Linked DNA regions of Homo sapiens: region 2 is linked to region 1. A link is a loop called in an ENCODE intact Hi-C map of the cell type or tissue named here. Cell type or tissue: MCF 10A. All regions are shown on one strand. Each heading gives the region's core, and the rest is flanking DNA. Links, peaks and the distances in the headings are about the cores only.

The links. Peaks named below come from ENCODE experiments on the same cell type or tissue, not always from the same donor. Only the 100,000 strongest peaks of a DNase experiment are listed, where the experiment ranks them.
Region 2: it touches region 1 in a loop (18-fold over the local background); 2 of 110 quality-filtered maps call a loop at or near these places.

The regions. Positions count from the first base shown.
Region 1 is chr2:81,896,169-81,905,947 of GRCh38, reverse strand. No RefSeq gene overlaps it. Among named protein-coding and RNA genes, the nearest start is that of LINC01815, 430 kb to the right of the region's middle. In MCF 10A, for the core only: a CTCF peak has its summit at 4,760; no DNase peak of the experiment used is centred there.
Region 2 is chr2:83,813,165-83,822,943 of GRCh38, reverse strand. No RefSeq gene overlaps it. Among named protein-coding and RNA genes, the nearest start is that of LINC01809, 300 kb to the right of the region's middle. In MCF 10A, for the core only: a CTCF peak has its summit at 5,219 (motif pointing right); no DNase peak of the experiment used is centred there.

The DNA.
Region 1 (9,779 bases), core at 3,318-5,817:
AACCTATTAAGCAGACACATGTACCCTTTTCCCAGAGTCACACATTTATTCTGGATCCTTCTAGAATCTAAACTTAAATCAGTGAGGACCATATTACCTTACTTGACTTGTAATCATTACAACAACTCTGGGATTAGTAAGCACATGGATTTGCACAATAGAATCATATAATATATTTAATATATGACATTTCATATATGTCTTTCTGTACTACCACAAGTGATGGTCTGTATTGACCATTTTCATATAAGGAATTAATATTATATTTATATCTCCCAGAGGATTTGAGAGACTGCAGAAGAAGAAGGAAATAAGAAAAAAGAGTGGCCAAACTTGGAGTTACAGAAAGTATTTACTTAAAAAAAAAGCAATAAAAATAGCCAATTATACAAAAACAGTTAATACCGGAAATAGCAGTGACTCAGTTTCTATTTCAATTTCGAGTTACTTGAAGACCTTTTTGTTGTCCAAAGCTCTTGTTAATGTAAAATAAAATAAAATTACCTTGAAAGTTTTTACTTTCCTATCTGATTATTTTAACCTAGTACTTATATTGACTTGGAAATCTGCAAGCTTAAATTACCTAAATAACAAAGATGAAAGTTATAATTACAGTAGTACCTTCTCCTGTATTCTCCTATTCTTAAGACCCTGGAATTGTTAAGGAGACTCATCTGGAAAAGTTACCACTTAAAAAAACTCCTTAGCTAATAGGTATTAGTAAACTTAGTAAACCTTTGGTTTTAGAATAAATTCAGATTTACAGAATAAATGCAAAGGTAATACAAAGAGTTCCTTATATACCCCACACTTAATTTACCAAATTATTAGCATCTTAGTATGGTATGTTTGTCCCAATTAATGAAAGATTATTGATATCTTATTATTAACTCAAATTTGTACTTTATTCAGATTTCCTTAATTTCTCCCTAATGTTCCTTTTTCTTTTTCAGGATACAAGGTTAGGCCACTCTAGATGGTGATGGTTTCTCAGACTCTTCTTGCTTTTGATGACCTTGATAGTTTTGAGGAGTACTGGTATTCTGTAGAATAATACTCAGTTGAGATTTATCTAATGCCTTTCTCATGGTTAAACTCTGGCAATAGTTTTTGGGAAGAAGATCCTAGTAGTAAAGTACCATTCTTATATTCTATCAGCAAAACTTACTATCTGCGATGATTCTGTTGATGTTAATCTTGATCACCTGGCTTAAGACAGTAGCTTTCAAGTTTCTATGCCATACATTTACTCTTATTCCCACTTTCCTCTATACTATATCCTTTCAATAAAAATCATTATATAAATTTACAATTAAGGAGTGGGAATTTATGTCCTACCTCTTTGATGGTGACATATCTACAAAAATTACTTGGAGTTTTCTGAGGCAGATTTATCTATTCTCCTTCCATCTATTATTTATTCAAGCATTTACTTATGTCAATGTCATAAAATTGTTTAATACAGTTGCTGCCATGGCATCCATTTTTAGGCTTGACATGAGTTGTCTGAAACCTAGTCGTACCCTGTAACCTTTAGCCTAGTTAAAACTTCCCCTCGCCATGTAGTTGTTTGGGGAGATATAACTCACTTGTGCCTCATTTTTTTGACCCCAGGCTCAACACATCCCACAGCTGCTGATCATGATGAAACTTAATGGTCAACACCAGGCATGTAATTAAGTTTCCCCTTTTCACATTTTTTTTTTTTTTTAACTAGCCAATCCACACCCTAAGGGATACCCATGGCCCCATGGACCTTAATAAAGGCACAGTCCCCCAGGTGCTTACTCGCGCTCTCTCTTGCTCTCTACGGACCGTTTGAGTACCCTGTTGTCTCCGGCCTTCTCTCAGGGGCAACCCTCTGCATTTATGGATCAGTGAGTAATAAGTACTTTGGCTATTTCATGTTTTGTTGTGCTGCCTCCTCCGTGTTTCACCTAACAGGCACACCCATCCTAAGTTCCTCTCATCCCTAGGAAAGCTCCCTTAAAAAGTGACTATTATGGCTCATGGCCACTCTCAAGAGAGGCACCTCCAGACCAAATTAGAACAATATCACAAGTCATCATAAACTTTTGGATCTTTATTTTATATTTTGGGTTAAGATCCAAAACCACTTTACAGTTTTTGCCCAAATTATTCCAGCTTTGGCCACTGGACCTCTTTTAGTTATCTGCTGAGTCCACTGGCATACTCTCGTTGTGTTTTGTTTGGTTTCGTTTTAACACTTCGTTATTTTCTGGCACTGTGTGATACTCCAGGCTCATCTCGTATGGTTCTTTTCCAAGTCCTAGAATAAGTTATTTCTCCAAGGAGCCATGCAGGTTTGTTCTATTTAAGGGTCATATTAGAGACCAAATTTATGCACTAGCTGTGCTCATTGCTACTGATGTGTCACTGTCTCTGAGCTGACAGAGCAGGGAAAGTTATGTGTGTATATGAACCCTTGTACTTACACATATTTATCTATATGTCCATATGTAATTATTGGCATGTATATTAAGCTAAAATGAGTTCATACTTATGCCTTCTACTTTAATCCATTACTACATGGATCATTCTAGCCTGCTTCCTTGCTTATCTGTAACCTCCCACTCCCTGGAGTGTGATCACTGGCTTCTACCAGTTGCCATTCATTTACTTAATTGCTCAGTTCCAGTATACATATATAGTAGTTTTAGCATGTTACCTCCATGGGAGAAGAAAAAAAAACTTTATTAACTAAAGTGCAGTGCTTTGTACAATTCCATTTGCCTTTTGTCCTGCAGACTCCACTCACTCCCGAAGTTACTTAGGTCAGCACCTTACTATATTTTCCCCTTCAGTGAAGTTGTTGCATACATTTGTAATATATTTAGCTTATTTGGTTGTGTTCTGCATTTCCTTCAGGATCATCTGATCCATAAAGTATGTACATTTTGCAATCTGAGTGCATTAAGATTTACTGTCTGTTGTCAATTTCTGTGGGTTTTGATAAATGTTTAATGTCTTGAATCCACCATTTTAGTATCATACAGGATAACTTCGTCACCCTGCAAAAAATCTCATGTGCTACACTTATTCAACCTTCACCCTCCAACTCCTGCCAAACTCTTCAATTAACCACTAGTGAGTTTCCCCACTATAATGTTTCCTTTTAAGAAATTTCATATAACTTGAGCCCTATAGTATGTAGGCTTTTCATACTGGCTTCTTTCACATATGATATTCATTTAGGTTCAGCCATGACTTTGTGGCATGATAGCTCATCTAATTTTATTGCCAAAAATATTTTATAGCATGGATGCCCCACAGCTTGTTTATTCACCTATTGTAGGGCATCTTGGTTGCTTCAATTTTAGGCCATTGTAAAAGAAATTGCTATAATCAGTTATCTGCAGGTTGTTATATGGACACAACCCTCTCATTCAATTGAGTAAATACCTAGGAGTATGCTAGGGGAATCATATAATAAGACTACTGTTAGCTTTGCAAGCAACTGTCAAACAGCTTTTCAAAGTGGCCGTACCATTTTGCTTTTCCACCAGCAATAAATGAGAGTTCCTATGGCTCCCGATCCATACCAGCATTTTGCATTGTCAGTGTTTTGGATTTTAGCTGTCCTTATAGGTGTGTAGCACTATCTCATTGTTGCTTAAATTTGCAGTTTCCTTATGAAAAATGATACTGAGCATTTTTTTCATATGATTATTTTCCATCTGTACATCTTCTTTAGCAGACATGTTTTGCAAATGTTTTCTCTGGGTGTTTTTATTTTATTGTCTTTCACAGAGTAGAAGTTTCTAATTTTAATAAGCAATTTACCAATTCTTTCTTTCATGGATTATGCTAGTGGTGTTTTATTTTAAAAGCCCATCACCAAATCCAAGGTCATATAGATTTTCTCCCATGTTCAAAAATCTTACAGTTTTGTATTATGTATTCTCTGTATTCTATTTTTGAGCTAATTTTTGTGTAATATGTAAGGTCTGTTTCTAAGTTCATGTTTTTGTCTGGAGAGGTCCAATTTCTCCAGCACCAGTTGACAAGATTATTCTTCCTCATTTGATGTGTCTTTCTCTATCAAAGATCAGTTGACTATGTTCGTATAAGTCAGTTTCTAAGTCCTCTATTGTTATCTATGCATTAATTTTTTTCACCAATACTATACTGTCTCAACTACTGTGCCTTTATAATAAGTATTAAAATGAGGTATTGTGAGCCATTTAACTTTCTTCCACTTTGGTATTGTGTTTGCCTTTCTATAAAAAATTTTAGAATCAGTTTTTCAATATCAATAAATAGCCTGCTAGGATTTTGAGTGGGGTTTCATTGAATCTCTAGATTAAGTTGGGAATAATTGTCAGTTTAGAAATACTGAGTCTTCAAATTTGTGAACATCAATTATCTGTTTTATTTGGATCTGTTTTGAACTGTTTCATCAATTTTTGTAAATAGTATTCATTTTAGAATTTCAAATTTCAATTGTTAATTGCTGGTATATAGGAAACAATTGAGTTTTGTACATTAACCTTATATCCTGTGACTTTTTAATATTCACTTTTTAGGTTCAGAAATTTGTTGTTAATTCTTTGGAATTTTCTAGCTAGATAATTATGTAATCTATGAACAAGAGCATATGATCCTTTATTTTAAAATTTGTAGGATTTTACTTGTTTTTCTTGTCTTGTACTAGCTAGAATTTCCAGTATGATATTGACTAGAAAGGGTAAAAGAAGACATTGTTGCCACCTTTCTAATCCTAGGGGAATTGCACCCAACTTTTCACCATTATATATGACGTTAGCTATAGGTTTATGTATATATTCTCTAACAAATGGAAAAAGTTTCTCTCTTCCCGTCTTGCAAAGAGTTTTTACAATGAAAGTCTGCTGGATTTAGTGGGTTTTTTTTTTCAGTGTCAATTGATAGGATCGTTAGGTTTTCTTCATTAGTGTGTTAATGTAGTAGACTACATTGATTTTTTTTTTTTGTAATGTTGAACTAGCCTTACATACTAGAATAAGTTCCATGTGGTTGTAGTGTATAATTCTTTTTCTACATTGTTGGGTTTGATATGACAATATGTGCAGGGTGCAGTGTCAAAGTTTGATAGTTACTGGTTTGTAGTTTTTCTTTCTTTTTAATATCTTTATCTGGTTTTGGTATTAGGGAGATGCTGTCCTTATAGAGAGAGTGGGAAAGAGTTCTTTCTTCTATTTCCTGAAATATATTGTATAAAACTGGTGATATAATACTTTGTGTTTGGTGGAATTCTATTAGTTTTGCTTCACATATTTTGATGCCATGTTAGGTCCTTGCCCATTTAAAAGTGCTATGTATTCTTGGAAAATTGGTCTCTTTATTATTATATAATAATAATATATCCTCATAATTTTTTCTGCTATCCTCATAATTTTTTCTGCTATCCTCATAATTTTTTCTGCTATCCTCATAATTTTTCTGCTATCCTCATAATTTTTCTGTTCTGAAACCTACTTTGCTTGAAATCAATACAGCTACTCCAACTTAGTTGGCTAATACTAGCACAGTATGGCTTTCTCCACCTCGTTACTTTTAATCTATCAGGGTGTTTATATTCAGTGTGTGTTTCTTATGGGCAACATATAGTTAGGTCTTGTTTATTTATTTTATTTTGACGTGGAATCTCACTCTGTCACCCAGGCTGGAGTGCAATGGCATGATCTCGGCTCACTGCAACTTCTGCCTTCCGAGTTCAAGTGGTTCTCCTGCCTCAGCCTCAAGATTACGTGCAATTACAGGTTCCTGCCACCATGCCCGGCTAATTTTTGTATTTTTAGTAGAGACGGGGTTTCACCATGTTGGCCAGGCTGGTCTCGAATGCCTGACCTCAAGTTATCTGCCTGCCTCAGCCTCCCACATGGTTGTGTTTATTTTTATATACTCTGACAATCTTCTTAATTTGTGTATATAGAACACTCACATTTACAGTTATTGTTGGTGTATTTGCATCAATCATTATGTAGCTGCTACTTGTTGCCAAAGGTCTCTTTTTTTTTGCTTTCTCTTGTCTTAATTGAAAATTTTAGATGATTATATTTTATTTCTTGTTTATCAATTACACTCTTTAAAAAATTAGTGATTTCCTCAGTTTACATTCTAACTGATCTAACTCCATTTTCAAATAACACTATTCCATTACATTTGCAATGCTGGTATCTTATAACAATTCTTAATTCCTCTCTGTCATTTATTCTAGCAGTATTGTTGTTCTTCTAACTTATCTATATGTTATAATCATCATTTACATTTATATTTTAAGTGTCTTTTAGGTGAGTTGTCTTTTAAACCCTTTTACAAATAAGAAAAATAAAATATTTTTTATCATGTATTATCATTTATTCGTTTCTGATCTATATTTTTCTTCCATAAGAGACACCATTTTTGGTTATCAAAAGAAAGTTTTTGTCCTCTCTCTTGACTTTGGAAGGATAATTTTGCTGGATATAAAATACTACTCTTTTTCTTTTTTTGTTCAGAATTCCAAATATTTTACTCCACTTGCCTTTTCTTGCATGAATTCTGATGAGAAGTTTGCTGTAGCAATAATTATCCTTGTTCCTCTCTAGCTAAAGTGCTCTTCCTTCAGTCTTATTTCATGATCCTTTTTTGTCTTTGGTTTACTGGAGTTTAAATATAATATTTAACGGTTTAGTTTGGCATTTCTTCTGCTTGTTGTCCTTTGACATTCCTGGATATGTGACTTGATGTAGAAAGTTTTTTTTTTACCTCAAATATTTCATCTACTCTCTTCTTTCTCCTTCTGATATTCCAATTATGTATGTGTTACTGGTATATATATATATATATATACTTTTTTTTTGAGATGGATTCTCATTTTGTCACGCAGGCTGGAGTGCAGTGGCATAATCTTGGCTCACTGTGACCTCTGCCTCCTGGGTTCAAGCGATTCTCTTGCCTCGGCCTCCTGAGTAGCTGGGATTACAGGTGCCTGCCGCCATGCCCAACTAATCTTTGTATTTTTAGTAGAGATGGGGTTTAGCCATTTTGGCCAGGCTGGTCTCAAACTCCTGGCTTCAAGTGATCCACCTGCCTCGGCCTCCCAAAGTGCTAGGATTACAGGTGTGAGCAACTGTGCCTGGACAGCATGTGTTACTTTTGAAATTGTCCCACTGTTTTTGGATGTTCTGGGTTTTTCTATTTAACCTTTTTACCATTGCATTTTAATCTGGAGAATTTCTGTTGAACTATTTTCAGACTCAATGATGCTTTGGACTTGTGTCTACTGATAAGTCTATTTAAGGCAGTCTTCCTTTCTCTTACATTATTCTTTGATTTCTAGCATTTCCTTTGACTCTTTCCTGGATATTTTATTTTTAATTTTATTATCCATTGTCCTTGTGTTATCTGCTTTTTTCCATTACAGCCCTTAAAATATTAATCAGTCATTGTCAATTCCCTGTCTGATTATTTTAACATCTGTGTTATGTCTAATCTGGTTCTGATGTTTTCTTTGTCTCTTCAAATGGTGGATTCTTTTTTTTCTTGCCTTCTTGTATTTTTTTAAATAACTAATATGTGTTTTCAGGCCATAGGAACTAAAATAGATTTCTCTTATGAGGATTTAAGTTGATCTAAATTTGCTTTGATTAATGCTTTCTGTTGCTATAGTTAACCGAATTCAGATTCCTCTTGTGTATTTGTTTTGGTCTTTCCTCTTAACTTTGAGCTCCTATAAATTCTCCTCCCTTAAAAAATAAAAGTAGGTTTATTGTAGTTCTTTCAGCTATAATCAACTATTATCACAATGGACCCCTGTTAATGTGGTATAAGATAAAGGGGAGTGAGAACTTTCTAAACTTTTCCAGTGAAATCTGTTTCTGTGTTGGCCTGTGTCTCTGGCCTTTACTCTCATCAGTATTTCTTTTTATACAGCTTTTCCACTCTCCCATCTCCTAGGTGAGACAGGAAGTCTGGGTGGGGCTGAATGGGAGGAATGCCTTTCTTCCCTGGCTCAGTGACACGGCTCTGGTAAAATTATTCCTCTGGAGAGTAGGCCTTTGATAGGAAGAAGAATATAAAATATTGTACAAAGATTACTCTTCTTTCCCCTACCAAGCTGAAGGTGATTAGCATACAAATTTTAAAAACCCAGCACATCCATTTGAATACAAACTGAAATTCTTGAAATATAAAATTAAACAATTATTCTTATTCGATATTTTCTTTGATGAAAGAGCTCTCATTGGTCATTTTCTGGAATCTATAGACAAATAATTTAAAAAATAGAAACTTCAGAATTTAGGGTTCCTTTTAAATCCTGGCTACATCTTCTATCGTCACATAAAACACAAGACTGAGTGTTTAGGATAGGAGATATTACAACATGTTGGCATAAGGATGATAATCCAGCTGAGATGGAAATCTTGATGATATGGATATGAAATGGGTTGATTGCAGAAGGTGTATTCTTCAAGTGGATAGGATTCAGTGTGAAAGTACGGAGGTTTGCCTAAAAGAGAAATGGGATAATTTGACTACCATAATGGCCAAGTATAGCATGAATGGTAGATGTAGCTTTGGAAGAGCCTGAAAGTTGTATTTGGTTTGTTGCTTTTTCAGTGATGTGAGAAACATACATATTTTTGAAGGGTCAAGAGTTGGGAAGTAGATTTGAAAGTTTAAGAATAGAAATTATTGTTTCTGATATAGGAAAAAATGGCTAGGGAGAATGAGCAGGTTTTCTCGGCAGCAATAAGAACTCACTTGAAACTAATACTTAAAAGCTAAAAATGATGTGTGCTATGGTTGTCTATTTTTCTCCATTTGCATTTAGATAAGATGTTTCTGGTATTGCATAGATGAAAAGTTATCATTCTGGGTTAACTCTATATACCGTGAAAGAATTCAAAGGTAAATGTGTTTGGGGTGACAGGATAAATACCAGGATGTAGGGATATATGAGGATTCTTCAGGTACTGTGGGGAAGGTCATGAAGGTAATCAAGCCATTTGTATGGACATTGCTATTACTTCCAAAGGAGCTGGCAGAGAAAGCCTGTAGAAGAAAACTGAACCACCTTAGTAAAATATCTTGCAAAATAAAAGAAAATGACCTAGTTAGTCAGATGATATAAGAAGGGGAGTAGAGTAGTTTAGCCAGGTGATATCTCAAAAGGAGAGGGAGGCGGCATTAGAATATGGTGCTGGAGTTTTTTTGTTTGTTTGTTTGTTTTAGAAGTAGCAGTGGTGTGTAAATGTTAATGTTTTTTCCTCTATCTGACATTTGTACATCGGGGCAAAAAAGTGTATATTTATTGAATCATACAGGAAATGATTAGGTGACTAGAGGAAATTTGTAACTTTAGTAGATTGTCATCAAGTGAAGTCACTTTTGAAGACCAGCTTTAAATGTATAACATAGCATGACAGAAATTAAACTGAGAACATATTTTTCTGATTAGGCAAAATGGTCTCATAGAATAAGTAAGAAGTGGGCATATTCCTGGACAGAACAACAACCAGAGGCTTGTTCTCTTGGTCCAATAATAAGATGCAGACAGACTGAGAAAGAAGGGAGTTTATTTCTACAACCAATTACAGGGAGAAGGTCAGAGTAACTCACCAGGTGAACTCAAAGTTACAAGTTTGTTTTTAAACATATTCTAAGCCCGATGCCTACGTGTGGGAGTGTACCTACAAACGGGAATGTTTCATTCAATCTATATCTAATTTTTAACTAGGATCTGGGGTCTGGAAAGCTTTCTCTATAGTCCTGGAAAATTTTTTAATCGTAAG
Region 2 (9,779 bases), core at 3,956-6,455, 1.9 Mb before region 1:
CCTTTGAGGAGCCAGAAAACAAAGTCAAGTCCTGATACAAGTTTCCTAGAGTTAAAGTACACAGCCCAGGAGTTGGAAGCTGAATTTTGGCCCCTTAAAATCTTCCAGAAATAAAAACAGTCAGCTGAATCCATCTTATATCATGATCAAAGCCTCAAGGGCATCAAATTTGATAAAAGAAAAAAAATCCATCCAAAGATCAGCAACTTCAAAAATTGAAGAAGCATCAGCCCACACAAGAAGAGAAAGAACCAACACAAGAACCTTGACAACTCAAAAAGCCAGAGTGCCTTCTTTCCTCCAAATGACCACACCACATCTCCAGCAAGGGATCTGAATCAGGCTGAGATGGCTGAAATGACAGAAATAGAATTCAGAATATAGACAGGAATGAAGATAATTGAGGTGCAGGAGTATGCTGAAACCCAATCCAAGGAAGCTAAGAATCACAATAAAACAATTGCAGTAGATGGCAGACAAAGTAGCCAGATAGAAAAGAATGTAACAGACCTGATAGAGCCGAAAAGCATGGTACAAGAATTTCATAATGCAATCACAAGTATTAATAGCAGAATAGACCAAGCAGTGGAAAGAATCTTGGTGCTTGAAGACTGGCCCTGTGAAATAAGAGAATCAGACAAGAGGAGAGATAAAGGAACAAAAAGGAACAAACAGAACCTCTGAGAAATATGGGATTATGTAAAGAGACCAAATCTATGACTCATTGGTGTCTCTGAAAGAGATGGGAGAGTGTAAGCAACTTGGAAAACATATTTCAGGATATCATCCATGAGAACTTACCCAACCTAGGTAGAGAGGCCAGCATTAAAATTCAGGAAATGCAGAGAACCTCAGTAAGATACTTTACAAGATCATTACCAAGACACATAATCATCAGATTCTCCAAGGTTGAAATAAAAGAAAAAATGTTAAAGGCAGCTAGACAGAAAGGTCAGGTCACCTACAAAGCGATGCCCATTAGACCAACATAAGAGCAGACCTCTGAGTAGAAATCCTATGAGCCAGAGGAGATTAGGGGCCAATATTCAAATTATTATTTTTTATTTTTATTTTTTAGACAGAGGCTTGCTCTGTCACCCAGGCTGGAGTACAGTGGTGGATCTTGGCTCACTGCAACTTCCACTCCTGGGTTCAAGTGATTCTTCTGCCTCAGCCACCTGAGTAGCTGGGACTACAGGCACATGCCACCATGCCCGGCTAAATTTTGTATTTTTAGTAGAGATGGGGTTTCAACATGTTGTGGCCAGGCTAGTCTCCAACTCCTGATCTGCCTGCCTTGGACTCCCAAAGTGCTGGGATTATAGGCATGAGCCACCACGCCCAGACTCAACATTCTTTAAAAAAAAGAAATTCCATACCAGAATTTCATATTTGCCCAAACTTAGCTTTATAAGTGAAGGAGAGATAAGATGCTTTTCAGACAAGGAAATGGTGAGGGAATTTATTGCCACTAGACCTGCTTTACAGGAACTCCTGAAGTAAGCTCTAAATATGAAAAGGGAAAACCATTACCAGTCACTACAAAAACACACTTAAGTACACAGATAAGTGACACAATAAAGCAACCACACAAACAAGTCTGTATGATAACCAGCTAACATCTTGATGACAGGATCAAAGCCACATACATCAATACTAACTTTGAATATAAAGTGGCTAAATGCCCCAATTAAAAGGCACAAATGGCAAGCTGGATAAAGAACCAGGACCCATTATTGTACTGTCTTCAGGAGACGCATCTCACATGCAATGACACCCATAGGCTAAACATAAAGCAATGGAGAAAGATCTACCAAGCAAATAGAAAACAGAAAAAAGCAAGGGTGGCAATCCTAATTTCTCACAAGACAGACTTTAAACCTACAAAGGTCAAAAAAGAAAAAGAAGGGCATTACATAATGATAAAGGTTTCAATTCAACAAGGTGACCTAACTATCCTCAATATATATGCACCCAACACAGGAGCACCCATATTCATAAAGCAAATTCTTAGAGACTCTCAAAGAGACTTAGATTCCCAAATAATAATATTGGGAGACTTCAACACCACACTGACAGTATTAGAGAGGTTATCAAGGCATAAAAATAACAAGGATATTCAGGACAGGAACTCAGCACTGGATCAAATAGACCTGATAGACATCTACAGAACTCTCCACAGAAAACAACAGCATATACATTCTTCACATTGCCACATGTCACATACTCTAAAATCGATCACATAATTGGACATAAAACATTTCTCAGCAAATAGAAAAGTGCTGAAACTATAACAACTACTCTCTCAGACCACAGCACAATCAAATTAGAATTCAAGACTAAAAAAAAAATTCACTCTAAACCATAAAATTACATGAACATTGAATAACATGCTTCTGAATAACTTTTGGATAAATAATGAAATTAAGCCCAGACATGGTGGCTCATGCCTGTAATCCCAGCACTTGGGGAGGCCAAGGTGGGTGGATCGCCTGAGGTCAGGAGTTAGACACCAGCCTGGCCAACATGGCGAAAACCCATCTCTACTAAAAAATACAAAAATTAGCCAGGAGTGTTGGCACACACCTATAGTCCCAGCTACTCGAGAGGCTGAGGCAGGAGAATCGCTAGAACCTGGGAGGCAGAAGTTGCAGTGAGCAGAGGTCGCCCCATTGCACTCCAGCCTGGGCGGAAGAGGGAGACTCTGTCTCAAAAAAAAAAAAAAAAAAAAAAAAAGAAATTAAGGCAAAAATCTAGCAGTTCTTTGAAACTAATGAGAAGCAAGATAAAAGAAACCAGAATCTTTGGGACACCATTAAGGCAGTGTTAAGAGGGAAATTTATAGCACTAAATGCCCTCATCAAAAGTTTAGAAATACCTCAATTTAATATCACAACTAAAAGAACTAGAGAAGCAAGAGAAAACCAACCCTATAGGTAGCAGATGACATGAAACAACCAAAATCAGAGCTGAACTGAAGGAGATTGAGACACAAAAAAATCATTCAAAAGATCCATGAATTCAGGAGTTGTTTTTTTGAAGAAATTAATAAAATAACAATAAATATTATTTATAGATACATACAAATGTAATACACTATGCAATATTTACTGCAAAGAAACATATCACTTTTATAATAGTGGTTACTTCTAGGGAGAAAAAGAGTATTGATATCCGAAGGGACTATAAAAGCATTTTTATCTGTTGTGTTTTACTTCAACAAATTTTTGAAGGAATTTGTTAACTATGAGAATTGATAATAAAATAGATGGACTGCTGGTGTATTAGTCAGAGTTCCCTAGAGGGACAGAACTAATATATATTATACATTTATATATAAAGAAGAGTTTATTAAGTATTAACTTACATGGTCACAAGGTCCCACAATAGGCTGTCTGCAAGCTTGAGGAGCAAGGAGAGCCAGTCCGAGTCTCAAAACTGAAGAACTTGAAGTCCAATGTTCGAGGGCAGAAAGCATCCAGCACGGGAGAAATATGTAGGCTGAGAGTCTAGGCCAGTCTCTCATCACGTTTTTCTGCCTGCTTTACGTTTGCTGGCAGCCGATTAGATTGTGCCCACCAGATTAAGGGTGGGTCTGCCTTCCCCAGCCCACTGACTCAAATGTTAATCTCCTTTGGCAACACCCTCACAGACACACCCAGGATCAATACTTTGCATCCTTCAGTCCAATCAAGTTGACACTCAGTATTAACCATCACAGCTAGCTACACAAATAAAGAAAAGATCCAAATAAACACAATTAAAAACAATAAAGGGGATATTACCACTGACCCCACAGAAATACAAATAACCATCAGAGAATAGTATGAACATTTCTATGCATATAAACTAGAAAATCCAGAAGAAATGGATAAACTCCTTGTTACATACAACCTCCAAAGACTGAGCCGGGAAGAAATTGAATCCCTGAACAGAACAATAATGAGCTCTGAAATTGAATCAGTAATATATAGCCTACCAACTGAAAAAAGTCCAGGACCAGATGGATTCACAGCCGAATTCTACAAGATATACAAAGAAGACCTGGTACCATTTCTACTGAAACTATTTTTAAAAATTGAAAAGGAAAAACGAATCCTTAACTCATTCTATGAGGCAAGCATCATCCTGATACCAAAACCTGGCAGAGACACAACTTCAGGCCAATATCCTCAATGAACATCAATGCAAAAATCCTCAAGAAAATATTGGCAAACAGAATTCAGCAGCACATCAAAAAGGTTATCCATCATGATCAAGTAGGCTTTAACCCCAGGATGCAAAGTTTGCCCAACATACACAAATCAATAAATGTGATTCATCACATAAGCAGAACTAAAGACAAAAACCATGTGATTATCTTAATATATGTAGAAAAGGCTTTTGATACAATTTGACATCTATTCATGATAAAAACTCTCAAGAAACTAGGTATTGAAGGAGCACACCTCAAATTAATAAGAGCTATATATGACAGACCCACAACCAACATCATACTGAATGGGCAAAATCTGGAAGCATACCACCTTGAAAACTGGTGCAAGACAAGGATGCCCTCTCTCACCACTCCTATTCAACATAGTATTGGAAGTCCTGGCCAGGACAGTCAGGCAGGAGAAACAAACAAAGGGCCTCCAAGGAGAAAGAAAGAAAGTCAAACTATTTCTCTTTGCACACAACCCAATTCTATATCTAGAAAAGCCCATAGTCTTGGCCCAAAAGCTCCTTAAGCTGATAAGCAACTTTAGTAAAGATTCAGGATACAAAATCAACATACAAAAATCACTAGCATTCCTATAAAGTCAACAACAGCCAAGCAGAGAGCCAAGTCAGGAATTCAATCCCATTCACAATTGCCACAAAAAGCATAAAATACCTAGAAATGCAGCTAACCAGGGAGATGAAAGATCTCTACAAAGAGAACTATAAAACAACTGCTAAACAAAATCAGAGATGACACAAACAAATGGAAAATCATTTGTTTTTTTTACAAGAAGAAAACAACCCCACTTACAAGTGGGATGTTCACAAGAAGACATACGTGCAGCCAACAAGCATATAAAAAAAGCTCAATATCTCTAATCACTAGAGAAATGCAAATCAAAACCACAATGAGATACTATCTCACACCAGTCAGAATGGCTATTATTAAAAAGTCAAAAACAAAACAAAACAAAGCAAAAATACAGATACTGGCCAGGTTGTGGAGAAAAAGGAACGCTTATATACAGTAGGTGGCAGTATAAATTAGTTCAACCACTGTGGAAAACAGTTTGACAGTTCCTCAAAGACCTAAAAACGGAACTACCATTTGACCCAGCAATCCTATTACTGGGTATATATTCAAAGGAATATAAATCTTTCTATCATAAAGACACATGCACACATATGTTCACTGCAGCACTATTCATGATAGTAAAGACATGGAATCAACCTAAATGTCCATCAATGGTAGACTGTATAAAGGAAATGTGGTATATATATATATATATATATATACACACACACACACACACACCATGGAATACTATGCAGCCATAAGAAAGAACAAAATTATATTCTTTGTAGGAATATTGGTGGAGCTGCAGGCCATTATCCTTAGTAAACCAATGCAGGAACAGAAAACCAAATACTGCATGTTCTTACTTATAAGTGGGAGCTAAATGATGAGAACGCATGGACACACAGAGTGGAACAGCAGACACTGGGGTTTTCCAGAGGTTGAAGAGTGGGAAAAGGGAGAGGATCAGAAAAACTTACTAATGGATACTGGGCTTAATACCTAGGTGACGAAATAATGTGTATGACAAACCTCCATGACACAAGTTTACCAGTATAAGAAACCTGCACATGTACCTCAGAACTTAGAATAAAAGTAAAAAAAAAAAAAAAAAAAAGAAAGAAAATATAGGAGAAAAACGTAATGAATAAGGCATTTGTCATCATATACAAACTTATGTATCAAATTTTATACACAGATAATAGAGAATGCAACTTTTTCAAGCATGCCTAGGACATGCACAAAAATTTATCATATATTAGATCCAAAAGAAATTATTGGTAGGTTCAATAAAGTAGAAATATTAAAGAAAATATGATACATACACACAATGGAGTACTATTCAGACATAAAAAGAATGAGATTCTGTCATTTGCGACAACATGGATAGAACTGGAGATCATTTTGTTAAGTGAAATAAGGCAGGCAAAGAAAGACAAACATTGCATGTTCTCATTTATTTGTGGGATCCAAAAAAACAAAACAATTGAACTTATGGACATAAAGAGTAAAAGGATGCTAAACATAGGCTGGGAAGGGTAGTGAGGGGTGGGGATGGGTTGGTGTGAGAGGAGGTAGGGATGGTTAATGCATTAAAAAAAAATAATTAGAAAGAATAAATAAGACCTGCTATTTGATAGCACAACAGGGTGACTGTAGTCAATTATAATTTAATTGTACATTTAAAAATAACTAAATTAGTATAATTGGATTGTTTGCAACACAAAGGATAAATGCTTTCGAGGATGGATACCCCAGGATTCATGATGTGATTATTACACATTACATGCCTGTATCAAAACATTTTATATACCCCAAAATATATACATCTTCTATGCACCCACACAAATTAAAAATTAAAAGTAGAAATATTATAAACAATATTTTAACCTACAATGTAATAAAACTAGAAATTAATATAAAACTTAATAATTAAAAAGACTCTTCCACCTGGAAATTTACAAAAGCCCTATCAAACAACTCTTGGGCCATGGGGAAATACGAATAGAATTATGCAATCTCTAAAATAATGGTGAACCATTTGTGATTTTTCTCAGTGAAGTTTATGATCACTTTTTTAGAGTTTTATTATTTTAAATTTCATACTTAGAAGGACATCACAGACTGAAGAATACTGCTTTTACTTCATTTTTAAATAATGTAACCTTTATTTTACAGGATTGAAGTTTTGGATCCCACTTATCCCATTATGTTGGGGTTTTACTATACATTATTATATGATTAGCTAACAACTTATTTATTCCTCTGCTAGTGGTGCTTTAGGGTGCTTCTGACAAATATGTTAACTTTTTTTTTTTTGGCGTGGGGAGATGGAGTTTTGCTCTTGTCGCCCAGGCCGGAGTGCAATCACACGATCTCAGCTCACTGCAACCTCCGCCTCCCAGGTTCAAGTGATTCTCCTGCCTTAGCCTCCTGAGTAGCTGGGATTACAGGCACCTGCCACCACGCCCTGCTAATTTTTGTATTTTTAGTAGAGACGGGGTTTCATCATGTGGGCCAGGCTGGTCTCGAACTCCTGACCTCAGGTGATCCACCCGCCTCTGCCTCCCAAAGCTCTGGGATTACAGGCATGAGCCACCATGCCCAGACACTGTTAACATTTTTTTATGCAGCTCTTCTTTTGTTTATGCTATGCGTTTTAATTGTTGTTTTAGGTTATTTGTATTCCAAAATTTACTACATATTGCTAAATTGCTTTCTGAATTGGTGTCATATAAATATTAATTTGACCAGTAAACAATGAGACTTCCCATTTTACTGCAATTTCACCAGCATTTGGTGGTAATTTTTTTTTAATTTGCCAAACCCAAGAGTAAGAAGTAATAATTTCATTAACATAAGCAGTAAAAGCTGTTCTTAAGAAAAGTGATGCCAGAAGCAATTTCCTCATTGCCAGCTTTGTGTTATCTAAGCAGATTACATAGCTCCCCCATGCCTCAGTTTCCTCATCTGCAAAATTAGGATAATAATCATACCTAATTCATAAGGCTCCTGTGAGGGTTAAATGTGTTAATAATATAAAGCACTTAGAACAGTGCTTGCTTTATAGTAAGCACCATGAAAAACCTACCAGTTATAAATTATCCCGATAATTTACTTATAGTGCTAGAGAAATGTCTTATTAGGTGTGCATTTGGTTGTCATGTCCCTTTAGTTTCCTTTAATCTGGACTACTTCATTCGATTTTCTTTGTCTTTTATGACATTAATATTTCTGAAGAATACAAGTCAATTAGTTTGCAGACTGTTCATCAATTTGGGAACAACCCTTGGGCCATGGGGAAATACAAATAGAATTATGCAATCTCTAAAATAATGATGAACCATTTGTGATTTTTCTCAGTGAAGTTTATGATCACTTTTTTAGAGTTTTATTATTTTAAATTTCATACTTAGGACATCACAGACTGAAGAATACTGCTTTTACTTCATTTTTAAATAATGTAACCTTTATTTTACATTATTGAAGTTTTGGATCCCACTTATCCCATTATGTTGGGGTTATGACATTTTCTCATAGTTAGACTCAGGTTGTGCGTTATTTGTTCTCAAAAACACCTCTCATCTGATTTTCCATAGATAGTTCTGAAGCTGGCATGGCCTTTCAAAGCTTACTAGATTAGGTTGAGGAGGGTCAAGACACCCATTGAGCAGGCTGCCCTGGGAAAGAGTATGACCTCACAGAATGGAGCTCTTTTTAGCAAAGGGCAATTTCCAGAGGGGAATGACAGTTGAATGACATTAGTCCCAGTACTCCCAGAAGCTGGGCAGAAAGTCCTTCAGTCTTGAAGGGGGAGCTAAGAGGCATATCAGAACTTCACTACATTCACAATGCAAATTAAAGAATATATGAACTATATCATGCCTTTTATGTAAAGTCTTAAAATAAGTAAAGTGATACTATATGTCATGTCAGACACCTGTGTATAGAATAATAATATAAAATGATGAACATTAAATTCAGATTATTGGTTACATCTGGGAGGTGGATGTGATAATGCAGTAAGGGAGGGATACTCAGGAGTCTTTACCTATATTAGTAAAGATTCTTCTTTAAATCAAGAGAAAATAATTGATTTCTTTAAGTTGGAGGAGAACCCTCATGTGTTTAATATTGTACTGTTTATGCTTATTTCTGAAATGTTTCAACATAATGTTACTGGGATCATAAAAATCATTTTAGCATTTCCTGAACATAACAAATGATCCATGCTTAGTTTTAAATAGCTTTAATTAGGAAAGTAATTTGTGCTTATGGTAAACTTCAACTGCACAGAAATGAACTAGATAAAAACTAATAGTCTCCTTTGCCATACCCTTGTGCTCTCAATGTCCCTCTCCCCAGATAAGACTTAAAAACATCATCTTTCTTTCCAGAAATATTCTGCTTCTCTTCCTTGATAAGACAAATTGGAGTGTTTTATATACGTTGTTCGGCAACCTCCTTTTTTCTTTTTATTTAACAATAAATATTGAACATATTTCTTTATCAATACTTTTATTCTTAATTGTTTCTGACATCAGCATAACATTTCATTGAATGGCTGCACTATTTCTTTAAGCTATTTTCCAATTGATGGCATTTAGTTCTTTCTAAACTTTTTATTTTGTAATTTACACTCAATAATATGCTAATTTATGTGGCACTCAATCACAATTAAAGGGTAATCATTTACCTGTGAGAAGGGATGGCAGGAGGAAGGAGGTCCACAGTTCTTACTATCTTCATCATCTCATGGAATTACCATTTCTTCTTCAAGGATATTCTGCCTTTCTCATCTTATTTAATCTCATGATGACACCAATATTTCTCAGATTTTAGAGAAACATTCACATCTACCAAGAATTTAAGAACCTCACGTTTGTGGACTTCTAATATGGAGAATCAGTTCAAGGATTGGTGAGGAGTTCCAGAGAGATGGAGGTAGAATGGGAGAGAAACAAGTATCTTGTCATCAGGGGTCCAGGTTTAGCACCTC